3 separate regions of the Homo sapiens genome follow, and all the other regions are linked to region 1. A link is a contact called in ENCODE Hi-C or POLR2A ChIA-PET data. All regions are on one chromosome and are shown on one strand. Each heading gives the region's core, a stretch centred on a gene start or an enhancer-like site at or near the end of the contact. The rest is flanking DNA. Distances are from core to core; before and after follow the strand shown.

The links. A loop is a pair of places that touch in the nucleus more often than their neighbours do. ChIA-PET counts read pairs that join two places held with the same protein, here RNA polymerase II (POLR2A). Pooled maps may share reads with other maps.
Region 2: a loop to region 1 is called in a pooled map, with 3 times the contacts of the local background. The contact joins the promoter of HMBS here to the promoter of IFT46 in region 1. A Hi-C loop is called at or near these places in 2 of 168 maps with a recorded cell type or tissue (ascending aorta and naive thymus-derived CD4-positive, alpha-beta T cell), 1 of 37 single-sample maps with no recorded cell type and 7 of 50 pooled maps. POLR2A ChIA-PET finds 5 or more read pairs at or near these places in 3 of 52 experiments (A549, HEK293T and naive thymus-derived CD8-positive, alpha-beta T cell).
Region 3: a pooled map shows a loop between it and region 1 (3-fold over the local background). The contact joins the promoter of CBL here to the promoter of IFT46 in region 1. A Hi-C loop is called at or near these places in 1 of 37 single-sample maps with no recorded cell type and 7 of 50 pooled maps.

Annotation. Positions count from the first base shown.
Region 1 is chr11:118,563,022-118,567,675 of GRCh38, reverse strand. It overlaps IFT46 (intraflagellar transport 46), which reads left to right and starts at 1,745. Exons shown (of 12, transcript NM_001168618.2): 1 at 1,745-1,886; 2 at 2,615-2,711. It overlaps LOC124902764 (a long non-coding RNA gene), which reads right to left and starts at 2,615. Exons shown (of 4, transcript XR_007062907.1): 1 at 2,302-2,615; 2 at 1,971-2,064; 3 at 1,390-1,474. RefSeq lists an enhancer at 1,473-1,702.
Region 2 is chr11:119,082,162-119,086,380 of GRCh38, reverse strand. It overlaps HMBS (hydroxymethylbilane synthase), which reads right to left and starts at 1,500. Exons shown (of 14, transcript NM_000190.4): 1 at 1,315-1,500. The coding sequence starts at 1,347. RefSeq lists enhancers at 1,223-1,272, 1,202-1,899.
Region 3 is chr11:119,204,185-119,208,652 of GRCh38, reverse strand. It overlaps CBL (Cbl proto-oncogene), which reads right to left and starts at 2,314. Exons shown (of 16, transcript NM_005188.4): 1 at 2,041-2,314. The coding sequence starts at 2,235. RefSeq lists silencers at 1,797-1,856, 2,047-2,236, 2,307-2,696, 2,737-2,806.

The DNA.
Region 1 (4,654 bases), core at 496-2,995:
TTTTTTAAAGGCACTTTCCTTGTTTACCTCTGGTAGGTTTTCAGGGTCAAATTTCCAATATTATTTTCTTTTTAAAATGTATTGCTATTATTATTATTTTGAGACGGAGTCTCGCCCTGTCGCCCAGGCTGGAGTGCAGTGGTGCGATCTCGGCTCACCACAACCTCCACCTCCCGGGTTCAAGCAATTCTCCTGCCGCAGCCTCCTGAGTGGCTGGGATTACAGGCGCGCGCCACCATGCCTAGCTAATTTTTGTATTTTTAGTAGAGACGGGGGTTTCACCATGTTGGTCAGGCTGGTCTTGAACTCCTGACCTTGTGATCCACCCACCTTGGCCTCCCAAAGTGCTGGGATTACAGGCGTGAGCCACCGTGCCCGACCAAAAAATTATTATTGTTATTATTCATTATTTATATTTGAGATGGGGTCTTGATCTGTTGCCCAGGCTGGAGTGAATGCAGTGGCCCAATCTCGGTTCACTGCAACCTCTGCCTCCCTGGCTCAAGCAATCCCCCCGCCTCAGCCTCCCGAGTGGCTAGCACTATAGGTGCGTGCCACCACACCTGGCTAATTAAAAAAAATTTTTTTTTTATTTTTAATAGAGTGGAGGGGGGCGGTTCTTGCTATGTTGCTCTAGCTGGTCTCAAACTCCTGAACTCAAGCAATCGTCCCACCTCTACCTCCTGAAGTGCTGGGATTACAGGTGTGAGCCACCGCACCTGGCCTCCAATATTTTATGTTTCTCTCTCCCTGACTTCCCAAATTAATTATGTCCACAGTTTGAAAATATTTGTTCCTTACATCTCCATTCACTCATTCCTCGATTCATCCACCCAATGAGCATTGTTAGTGTCTAATTTCTGCAATACACTGGTGTTACAAAGCTTAAAAATTAATTAGACACAGGTCTTGCTTTAAATAAGTTAAAAGTCTACTTTAGCAAATAAGAAAGACAGGACACAGAGTGAAAAAAAATTTTTTTTGAGACGGAGTCTCGCTTTGTTGCCCAGGCTGGAGTGCAGTGGTGCGATCTCGGCTCCCTGCAAGCTCCGCCTCCTGGGTTCATGCCATTCTCCTGCCTCAGCCTCTCGAGTAGCTGGGACTACAGGCGTCCGCCACCACGCCCGGCTAATTTTTTGAATTTTTTAGTAGAGACGGGGTTTCACCGTGTTAGCCAGGATGGTCTCGATCTCCTGACCTCGTGATCCGCCCGCCTTGGCCTCCCAAAGTGCTGGGATTACAGGCGTGAGCCACCGCGCCCGGCCCACAGAGTTAAATTTGAACCTCAGATACCCAAGGAATAATTTATTGCTATAAGTATGTTCCATTCCATGGCACCCTGTGGAGGGGAAAGACTATAGTGTAATATAGTGCTAGAAAAGGACTTACAGAGTGCTGCGAAATTTCCCCTGGAATGTGTCTACATCCTGGTAAGACTGATCTGGGAGCAACTGCATCCCCAGAGATTGTTGTCCTAGGGGAACAAACGCACACCTTGTTTCCAGATTGAAGGGCTAACTCTACACCAGCCCGAAATTTATCAGCCGCGTTGCCACCCATAGCCGCTAGATGCCGCAACAGACGTATTTACTGAAACCATAGACAAACAGGCGACTTGGCCGCCCAGAGAGGCTTTATCCGTGACTCCTTGATCTTCTTCCTGCGTGGAGAGCCTTCGCGGGTGAGGCTTAACGCGCAGGAGGTCTCACGAGAGTGGAAGCAACTCTCGCGAATTTTAAAATTTATCTTTTTGCCTAGCGACTGACAACAGGCTGGTTGCTTGGCGTGGAATCCTAAAGTGGCCTGGCTTTGAGACTGGAGTGAGACCCCAGCCCTAGGCTGGGGTTCTTTCCATTATAGAGGAGACGGATTCAGAAGGGCTACAGGTAATTAGTACTCATCCCAGCAAAAAGGGAACTGTCTTTCTAGAGAGGCTTAAGAGGACTCCCCTTTACCCCATTCCCGGTTACCTCTTCCAATCTCCGTGGTAACTGTTCCTTCGTCACCTCACCACCAACCGTCCTGCTTCCTTTATTCCCCCAAGAAACTTAGGTGGGATCCTATCTGCAAGATAAGGGTGAAAGTGGAGGTGATGATTTTGGGATTATCGGATGGGACTGAGAGACTGGAGTTTCCCCTCTCTTCGGGGACCCTCCCACCCTACCCCGCCTCAGCCCACCCCACCCCACCCCACCCCACCCCACCCCACCCCACCCCAGAGGTGACTCCAGAGACAGAACTCTTTCTAGAACCTCTACAGCCTTCCCTGAGAAACCTCAACAGCCTTGGCCATCTACATACAAATAGTGTTCTGCCCTTGCGCGTGGTCGTACAGCTTTGGGAAGCTGCAGAAGTTGGCTCTCTTTCCCTCCACGATTCCCTGGTTCCTCAGCCAGCCTGCCAGCAGTTCCTAAATAAGGGCTGCAACAGAATGACTTAACTGCTTGACCGAGGGCCAGGAAGCCTGAAGGAAAGTTTGGATGGGGTGATGGTTTTGTGAAAAACTGGTTTCTTGAGTAAGGAAGAGGAGCCAATGCTGGTTTGGAATATACCTCCTGGCAGAGTGCTTTATGTCTCATGATAGGAGCTATGAATTATGTCTCCCTTTGCTTAGACCAAGGTTGTTGAAAACCAGACATATGATGAGCGTCTAGAGATTAACGACTCCGAAGAGGTTGCAAGTATTTATACTCCAACCCCAAGACACCAAGGTAAGAGAGGAAAGAAGAGAAATGCTACTGAAAGAGCAGGATGGATTCACGGTTGTCTTCAAGAAGTTCTTATTTTATAATAGCAAATGTTGACTTTCAGCGTCAATTTACTTCACTTGCCATTGTTTGTTTTCTGACTAGTTAAGGGGGAGAAATCATAGCCTTCCAAATTACAGGATCTTCCCCCAATCCAACCCTGTCACCATTTACTTCATGTTACTGCTTTGCTCACTGTCTGCCAGGAATTCACTGTTCTTTTTCTTTTTCTTTTCTTTTTTTTTAACTTATGTTTTTCCTAGCTTTGAAGATGCTTCATAACCTCCCCTTAGCCTGCAACCCCAACCAAAATCACAGTGGAATGTTTTTAAAGGACTGAACACTATTTATTTATTCAACAAACTTTTTTTTCTTAATTTTATAGAGACGAGGCCTCGCTATGTTACCAAGGCTGATCTTGAACTCCTAGCCTCAAGCAGTCCTTCCGCTTTGGCCTCCCAAAGTGCTGGGATTATAGGTGTGAGCCATCGTGTCTGGCCAACAAGCATTTTAAAATGCCTACTGTGTGCCAGCCTTATGCCTGGCACTTGGGTAAATAGTGTTAAATGACACAATGTCCCTGCCATCCCGATGCTGGTAATCATGGGAGGCAGATGACAAATGAGTAAACACATGCCAAATGTGGTAAGTGCACACTGATGGAGGCAGATTGTTTGCTGTTAAGGAGAATAACAGTGAGGAAGGAGACCCACTTTTTTTTTTTTTTTTTTTTTTTTTTTGAGACAGAGTCTCACTCTATCACACAGGCTGGAGTGCAGTGGTGCGATCTTGGCTCACTGCAATCTCCGCCTCCTGGGTTCAAGTGATTCTCCTTCCTCAGCCTCCCGAGTAGCTGGGATTACCACACCCAGCTAATTTTAGTATTTTTAGTAGAGACGGGGTTTCACCATGTTGGCCAGGCTGGTCTCGAACTCCTGACCCCAACTGATCCACCTGCCTCGGCCTCCCAAAGTGCTGGGATTACAGGTATGAGCCACCGTACCTGGCCAGAAACCCACTTTTGATAGGGTGGTCAGGGAAGACCTAAAGGGGTGACATGTAAGACTGATAGATGGCAGGGATCCAGACACTGAGGAAAAGTAGACCAGGAAGAGGAAACAGTATGTGAGATGTGAAAAACCTTGAAGCCTGAAAGAACTTGGCTTAGTTTGAGGACCTGAAAGAGACCAGCTTATGGTAGAGGGGACACTACCGTATGATATGGTCAGATCAGAGAGGTAGGGCAGGAAGCACAATAAGCAGAGCTTTGGAGGCTGTGTTGCTGTCGTGTGTGGAATGGACTGTTGTGATGGCTGAGTTGAGATGATAGTGGCTTGGCCTCTGGTGAGGAAGCTGAGAATAAAGAAAAGAGGCAAATACGGTATAAGACATTGTCGCAGAATCACTAAGACTTGGTGATGGATTGGATTTGACTCGAGTTAGGAATCAAGGATGACATCCAGGGTTTCTGTTTGTTTATTGTGGTAAAATATACATAACATAAAATTTGCCATTTTAACAATTTTTAAGTGTGCAATTAAATAACATTAAGTACATTCACAATGTTGTTTAACCATCGCCACTATTTCCAGATCATCCTGAACAGAAAATCCATACCCTTCAAAACAATAGTTCCCTATTGCTTGCTTCCACTCCTCCCTGGTAACCACTATTCTACTGTCTGTATGAGTTTGCTTATTCTGGGAACCACATAAGTGAAATCATACTGTATTTATCCTTTTGTGGCTGACTTACTTCACTTATTGTGATGTTCTTAAGGTTCATCTGTGTTGTTGAATGTAGACTTTCTTTTTAAGGCTGAGTAATATTCCATTGCATGTATATTGCACTTTTTTTTTTTTTTGAGACTGAATTTCGCTCTGTCACCCAGGCTGGAGTGCAGTGGC
Region 2 (4,219 bases), core at 251-2,750, 520 kb before region 1:
CGGCCTAATTTTTATATTTTTAGTAGAGACGGGGTTTCACCATGTTGGTCGGGGTGCTATGGAGTTCTTTTGCACCCAGACATCTGGGGCCTCTATTGCCGAAGCAGGTGACAGCTTTCTGCCCTCAGACTCTGGTCTACTCCATGTGATCACTCCAATAAATTAACCCTGGGAGACCCTTTGCAAATTAGGCTAGGCTTGATATTAAACGTGGCCACCAAAATTCTGGGCCACAGGGAGCCCACAGAAAGGACTCTAAGGTCCCAGAACTACTAGGTTCAAACAATTCCTTAAGTTCATTGAATGTGCACAGCATATCCAAGTCAAACCGTTTCATTAAAAAATAAAACACTGAGCACTTCTATGTTGAAGCTATTGCTTTTGCATATTGTTGTCGTCTCAAAAATCCTATCAGGTGGACAAGACAGGCACCTTTGGGACCATGTTACAGAAGCAACGGGTGGCATCAAGGGATGAGGTGACTTGCCTAGGGTCACAGAGCTAATAACCGAAAGAGAGTTGGGGCCACAATTCAGATCTTCCTACTCCTAGTCCAGGGCTCTGGAATGACTGCAAGAGCAAAGATCCCAGCCCTCACCAACAGGCTGGACAGGGGGAGATTAGCAGCTCCCCATCTCTTTCTTATCTCGGCCTGGCAGTGGCCTCCACCAGCTCTGCAGTTTGTCTGTGCACAAGCCCAGGGCTCGGCAAGCAGGCTCGTAATGGAAAGGCCCACGGCGGCCTCCCACCCACGGTAGTAATTCAGTAGGTGTGTCACAGCTGGGGACTTGGAGCGTTGGCTGTGGCTGGGAGACCACTATAACACAAAAAGAAGGCGCACTTCTAAGACGTTTGTGTGCAGTTCGGAGGCTTGGCTGATACTCTCTCCTATGAATCAAAAGTGGAACGTGTCTTCCCAAAGGGGCCGTATCTGCATCCGCCTCAGCCCAGCCTCGAATGAAAGGACCCCGTCTGTGTAGACGAACGTTCTTGGTCTGGGTCACTAAATCTAGAGCCGTGCATCCCAGGCCTGATGGGAATCCCACCCAGATGCCCGCAGGGACCGGAGTTCCGTTCCAAACAATCCTTCCACTCTTAACCCAGTATCACCGCTCTCTGATTTCCCCATTCCTTCCGGAGGGCAACCGAGCTACTGGCCCTTTAAAAGCTACTCGGACCAAAAAAAAAAAAAAAAAAAAAAAAAAAAAGATAGCCGTTCTGACCAATAGACGACTGAGGATGGCAACCTGGGGCCAATCGCTGCACGGCTCGTCCAGAAGCCCAAAGTGTGCTGGTCACCGGCTCAGCACTCACCGCCGTTGCAGCCGCATTGCCGTTACCAGACATGGCTCCGCTTGGAAAGTAGGCTGTGTGTGGGTGCCGCTAAGGTCCCCCGGCCCCGGGAAGCCGGGGGCTCCGGCCGGCGAGTACCGGGGACACGTGGGACCCGAGGTCGTCCTACAGTCTGACTCCTGGTCTCCGCAGAGCCTCGCGTCACTTCCGGCGCCCTCCCTCGAAGGGGAGGTCCCTCCCTCTGGGCGGGAATTGGAACATTGCGACAGTGGACCTCCCCATTCGACCACCCCATTCCCCAGCTGTGACATGAGCAAGTAGTGCAGCTTCTATGGCGCTTCCTTTGCTCTGTTCAAACTTAGCTTTGCTACAACCTTGAAATAGGCAGCATTTTTCTTTTTGATACGGGGTCTCACTGTGTCCCCAGACTAGAGTGCAGCGGCATGACCACGGGTCACTGCAGCCTTGACCTCCCGGCTTCAGCGATCCCCCCACCTCAGCCTCCCAAGCAGCTGGGACTACAGGCGCACATCACCACGTGGGACTAATTTCTAGATTTTTTTATAGAGACAGCGGGGAGGTGGCCTCACTATGTTGCCCAGGCTAGTCTCGAACTCCTGGACTCAAGCAGTCATCTCGCCTTGGCCTCCCAAAGTGCTGGGATTACAGGCGTGAGCCACTGGCCCAGCCAGCATTTCAATTCTTAAAATGAGGAAACTGGTTCAGAGAGATTAAAGGTCATGCCTAAAGACAAGTAACTGAAGTGGGAGCACAAACGCTACATGTAGTGAGAAAAGGGCTTGTTAGGAAAAGTGCTTTCCCATGAACATAATTTTTTTTTTTTTTTTGAGACGGAGTTTCGCTCTTGTTGCCCAGGCTGGAATGCAATGGCACGATCTCAGCTCACTGCAACCTCCGCCTCCCGGGTTCAAGCAATTCTCCTGCCTCAGCCCCCCGAGTAGCTGGGATTACAGGCACGCACCACCACACCCAGCTAATTTTGTATTTTTGGTAGAGATGAGGTTTCTCCATGTTAGTCAGGCAGGTCTTGAACTCCTGACCTCAGGTGATTCGCCCACCTCGGCCTCCCAAAGTGCTGGGAGTACAGGCGTGAGCCACCGCGCCTGTAATCATGAACATAATTAACAATCATGATTATTAATAATCACCCAGCTAGGTGCAGTGGCTCACACCTATATTCCCAGCACTTTAGGAAGCCAAGGCAGGAGGATTGCTTGAGCCCAGGAGTTTGAGACCACCCTGGGCAACATGGTGAAAACCTCATCTCCACAAAAAATACAAAAATAGCCAGGTGTGGCGGCACACACCTGTAGTCCCAGCTATTCAGGAGGCTGAGGTGTGAGGATCGCTTGAGCCCAGGAGGTCGAGGTAGCTGTGAGCTGTGGTGGTGCCACTGCACTCTAGCCTGGATGACAGAGTGAGACGCCCATTTTTTTTTTTTTTTTTTTTTGAGATGGAGTTTCACTCTTGTTGCCCAGGCTGGAGTGCAATGGTGCAATCTCAGCTCACCGCAACCTCCACCTCCCGGGTTCAAGCAATTCTCCTGCCTCACCCTCCTGAGTAGCTAGGATTACAGGCACCTCCCACCACACCCAGCTGGTTTTTGTATTTTTAGTAGAGACGGAGTTTCACCATGTTGGTCAGGCTGGTCTTGAACTCCTGACCTCAGGTGATCCGCCCACCTCAGCCTCCCAGAGTGCTGGGAATACAAGCATGAGCCACCGCGCCCGGTGAGACCCTGTCTTAAGAAGAAAAAAAAAATCACCCATGTGCTCAGCACTGTACAAAGAACTGAACACCTATTTGATCCTTAGGCTTTCATAATAGCCACACAGCATAGGTGTTATAATCCCTAACGTACAGATGAAGACACAGGTTGAGGGGGAAAGGGTGGGAGCAGGGTGAGGGATAAGAGACTACACATTGGGTACAGTGTACACTGCTTGGGTGATGGGCACCAAATCTCAGAAATCACTACTAAAGAACTTATTCACATAGCCAAATACCAACTGTTCCCCAAAAACCCACTGAAAAAAATACATCTCAAAAAAAAAAAAAAAACATGTTGAGAAGGTAAGATGTGCCTTAAGTCAAACAGCACAACTAGGATTCAAACCCAGCTCAGTAGATGCAAAGTCTACTCATAGCATAGCAGCTACAATACTGCCACTGTTTTTTAATTTTTTACTTTTTGAGACAGGGTGTCTGTCACCCAGGCTGGAGTGCAGTGGTGTGATCAAGGCTCACTGCAGCCTCAACTTCCTGGGCTCAAGCAATCCTCCCACCTCAGCCTCCTGAGTAGCTGGGACCACAGGCAAGCGCCACCAGGCTGGGCTAGTTTATTTTTATTTCTTGCACAGACGGGGTCTCACTATGTTGCCTGGGTGGCTGGTCTTGAACTCCTGGACTCAAGCGATCCTCTCACCTCAGCCCCGCAAAGTGTTGGGATTACAGGCATGAACCACCGCGCCCAGCCCATGGCAATCCTAAATACTACCTAAACCACAGTGTCAAACTTACGTCCTCCAATTAAACAACGTAGAAGATGAAATTAGGTGAGGCTGTGGGGAAAACGACAACATAGGAGCAATTTTCAGACAGGCAGCACCACCCAAATTACACGGGGACACCTAGCAACATAAACTTTAGCTGACAATTTCAGAGAGGGAAAGGTGTTTCCAGAAAGGACCTTTTATCCCGTTTATCATCTGGTATTAAGTATAGCAAGACACCAACCTACCCATTATTTAAGGTAGGTTAAGCCCAAAGCTCCCTACCAGAATCTGCCTCCTGCTTGAATATTTTGCCCAAACTACAGCCATAGAGACCAGGAAGAGGAAAGAGTAAGAGCTGTTTTGGGGGTCTTGGTCCAGGCTGCTCCTGGAGCTCAGTCATTAGGTCTTTT
Region 3 (4,468 bases), core at 1,065-3,564, 640 kb before region 1:
TTGGGAGGCCGTGGCGCATGGATCACCTGAGGTCAGGAGTTCGAGACGAGCCTGGTCAACATGATGAAACCCCGTCTCTACTAAAAATACAAAAAATTAGCTGGGCGTGGTGGCGCGCACCTGTAATCCCAGCTACTCGGGAGGCTGAGGCACGAGAATGTCTTGAACCCAGGAGGCGGAGGTTGCAGTGAGTCGAGATCGCACCATGCACTCCAGCCTGGGTAACAAGAGCGAAAAACTCCGTCTCAAAAAAAAAAAAAGAATACAGAATACAGAAACTCTTTAGTAAACAGATTATTCTTAAGCAGAGGCCACTAATCAACACAATTTTGATTGTACTGCACCCACATGTCTGATACGAGACACTCATTAGAAAAGTATTTTTTCTATGCCAGAGTAAAATTTGTAGTCCTTAACGATAAATCCCTAAAAAGCAAACTAACAAACTTTAGCATTTGAATATCTTCGATGTGTTTTTTTTAAAGGAGTCGACACATTTAAAGTTTCCTTTACACACCTAAACTTTCTGTAAGGATTTTATTATAATTTCTAACAATAAAATTAGTACTACACCACCAATATAATCAACACACGAATACTTGTGTCATTAATTACAATACCAATTATTTAACATGAGAAAAGCCAGCCCTAAAAAGGTGGCTATGAAACCACTGGCATGCACTACTGGAGTGTTAATTCACACACAGGACTTATTAAGCATTTAAATTGCACATTACATTGGCTAAGTGCTTCATAATCATTTTATTAGCGGTTTCTAGTCCAAAGCAACCCATGAAGAACTTTACAGAAGAGGAACCGAGGCCCAGGGAGGAACCAAAGAAAACCAAATTTTACCCTGGAGGAAATAACACCATTCTCTTAAAACGTGCCAGATACTTCTAATCACTTTTCATACGCAATATGAATTTTGTCAAAGTAATTAATTAAAGAATATGAAAAATACCAAGAAAACGTATTGAATTCTGACAAAGCGTCCGACTGCTTAAACAGTTAAATACTTGAGACTGACTACATTTCATCATATAGACACAACTATAAGGAAGTAAAATTCTCCCAAATGACAAACTTAGTGGCTAAATATAAAGGAGTTATTTTTGTTCGCACTTGCAAAAAGCAAACAAACAAAAAAGCGTAATCAAAGAAGCTCAACGAACAAGTTTAAAGTCAGGACCTGTAATAAGGAGTCAGAACCGTTACCAGAAAAAAAGAACCCAGCTCAAGCGATGTAGTAGGGAGGAAGTTATTAAGAAGTCAGAATCTGCTGCTGCTTAACAGGCTCAGCCAGTCCATCTTTCAGAAGATAATAGTTCTAACCAGAACTTGTGGTTTAATCAGTGCATATCTCAGCACCAGCAATGGATCACATCCAGTGTTTCTGAGGGTAACAAAAAACTTGAGCCGGCGCTAGATGGGGAGGAAAGTTCTTTCCTTGCCTCACTTAAACATCAATATGTCTTTTATCTTCGTGTTACATCTTAATGAGAAAGGACTATACTCTCACCCAGAGCACAGCTTCCCTGAGAGCTGTCCTGACCCCAGCCAGGTTCCTCAGTCAGAGCCCATGAACCTAATTCCCTAGTCAGATCTCACCCAGCCAAGAGCCCCAGCCGGTACATCACTCTTCCTCACCCCCTCCCTGCTAACCTCCCAGGCCAATTCCGTGACCTACATCCCTACACCCTGCACAGAGCCCCAAACTCCGCACCCCTCATTGTACTTCCGCCCCACTGACTTCCCAGTTAACCTTCGCCCCAGCCCCCACTCCATCTTTGTCTGGCTACCCCAAACGCGGCACCCCAGCGTTCCCCGACTCCCAACGGCAGCCCCTCCCCCACGCCGCCCCCCACCCTCCCGGCCTCGTCCCTGCCCCCACGCCCCCGGCCGGTCACCCCGGCTCCGCGCCTCCCCGGCTTCACCAGACCCGTCCCCTCCCCCGCTTCCTCCGTCCGCTCGTTCCCCTCCCCGCGGCCCTCCGCCCACGCCCACCCTGCAACAGCGGGCGCTCAGCCGGCCTTTCACCTTGTCCATGAGCTTCCAGCACTTCTCCACCATCTTCTTGTCCACCGTCCCCGGCGGGTGGGGGCTGAGGTGGTGGTGGTGGTGGTGGTGCGGCTGGAAGGCGTCCTTCATGAGCCCAATCAGGCCACCCGAACCCGAGCCCCCGGAGCCGCTGCCGCCCCCGGCCCCAGAGCTCTTCTTCACGTTGCCGGCCATGGCCTGGGCAGGGTCGGAGCCCAGGCGGGTCCGCCGGCTCGGCTCGACTGCGAGCGAGGGAGAGAAGCAGGGCGTGAAGGAGGGGCCTCTCCCGGCCGCCGCCGCCGCCGCCGCCGCCGCCGCCGCCGGCTATCCGGGCGGAGGGAGGAGCGGCCGTGGGGAGGGGAGTGGGCGGCGCCGGGAGTGCGCGGGACGCGCCCCTTCAGAGCGCGCGAGCCCGGGGCGGGCGGGGCGCGTCCCGGAGGCGGACCGGCTTACTGGTAAGCTCGGGGAAGCGGCCGGCCGCGGCCGGACTGGGCAGCGACGATCCCCGGGCCACCGGCTTCGAGCAGCTCGCGTGCCCACAGCTCCCGGAAAGCCGCGGCCAGGTTTCTGTGCCCGTCTTCCCCGCCCCTACGCCGGGGCGGGGCGGGGCCAGGCTGGGGCGGGGTCGGCGGAACCTTTGGGCCTGCGCCCTCTGCTGGAGAAACGGGGAAAGGAGCGGCGGGGGGTTGGGGAGTAGGTCCAAGGTGGAGTCTGCGCAGTAGCCAGAAACCAAGACTTCCATGCTCCTTGTGGGCGGGAGGTTGGCGCTTCTGGGGTGGGTCATGGGAATGTTTAAATTAAGACAGGTGGCGATGGAATGGAAGAGTCCTGATGTCAAGTCTTTCCCCACCCCTGACAAATGAGGAAATCGAGCTTAGAGTTATTTGTTTATTTACACTGTGGGAGGATGGTGGGAGAAAAAGGAAAGTTATTTCTCCACCCCTTATTATTTTCAATTCTTCATTAAGACACGACCAAGGACAGGAATATGAATGCTGCGGCCCATTCCAGCCGGATTAGGCCCCAGAAAGCCTTGAGACACTCAAGCCAGGACCTCTTCTTCCAGGCCCTTTGACCTCTTGAAAAGAAATCACTTCCTTTTTTTATTTTTTATTTTTATTTTTTTGGCTTGTGAAGACTAGTTACGTTTCTGGGAATTGAATCTCAAACATGTATTTAAGATTCTCCTACTCAGAGCATTGCACCACAGGTCGGCGCCGCCAGCATGAGGGCCCCCTCAGAAGCTGACCTGCTGCTGGCTCCGCCCGAGGGGGTTCTCTCTCCCGCCCAGGGAACAGAAATGCTGTTCCTGGTCACTTCCACTTCTCAGTCAATTACACTTCTCTAATGTAAAAGTTCCGTTGGAAGAACTTTGAAAATAGGAACTTCCCTTCCAAAGAGGGAAGTGCCCTGCCCTAATTTACTAATTCTGAGCCTCAGTTTTGGGAGTTTGCAGACCCAGGTGTGTCAGTATCAGTTCCGCCTTCGATCCCCCTCCAGGCTCTTCCACAAAGCCCTTGACAGATTAGGGAGTTAAATTTATCCGGTGCTCCTGTAAAGGGGAAAATATCTTTGAATGCAGGGACCATTCAGACAGGCATCCTGGGTTTGCAATTTAATCGCCTTTATCTAGAATTGATTTTGGAGTCAACATTATAATTTACTATCAGAAGAATTTCCTTTTATCATTTTCCATCCAGGAAGAGAAGAATCTACAAAGGGAAAATCTAGGCAAAGCTCCATCCCTTAGTGCCAACACCTAGTTGCAGGTCCTCCGTTTCTTTTCCCTGGACTATTGAATATTGAAACCTTTTCCTGTGCCTTCAATTCATCCTGCCACCATAGGCTTCCTAAAGTATAGTTCAGACAGCATCGCAAAAAAACTTTAAACACCTCCCATTGCCTCGGGAATAAAATTGACAAGTTGCTCTAACTCCAAGCTAAACAACCTTGTAGTTTTATACTACTCCCTGGTACACATGTCTTATGCTAGCTGACTCACCAAGTCATCAAATACAATTATTTCTTTTTTATTTATTTATTTATTTTATTTTATTTTGAGACAGAGTCTGTCACCCAGGCTGGAGTGCAGTGGCACAATCTTGGCTCACTGCAACTTCTGCCCCCCGAGTAGCTGGGATTACAAGTGCCCGCCACCACACCTGACTAATTTTTGTATTTTTAGTAAAGATGAGATTTCACCATGTTGGCCAAGCTGGTCTTCAACTCCTGACCTGAGGGGATCTGCCCTCCTCAGCCTCCCAAAGTGCTGAGATCATGGGTGTGAGCCACCGCACCTGGCCAATTCTTTCTTTTCTCATCACCGTTACTCAGACTATTCCCTTATTCCATCTGCCTGAAGTATGCTTTAAAATCCAATCCATTCGGCCCAGCACAGTGGCTCACACCTGTAATCCCAGCACTTTGT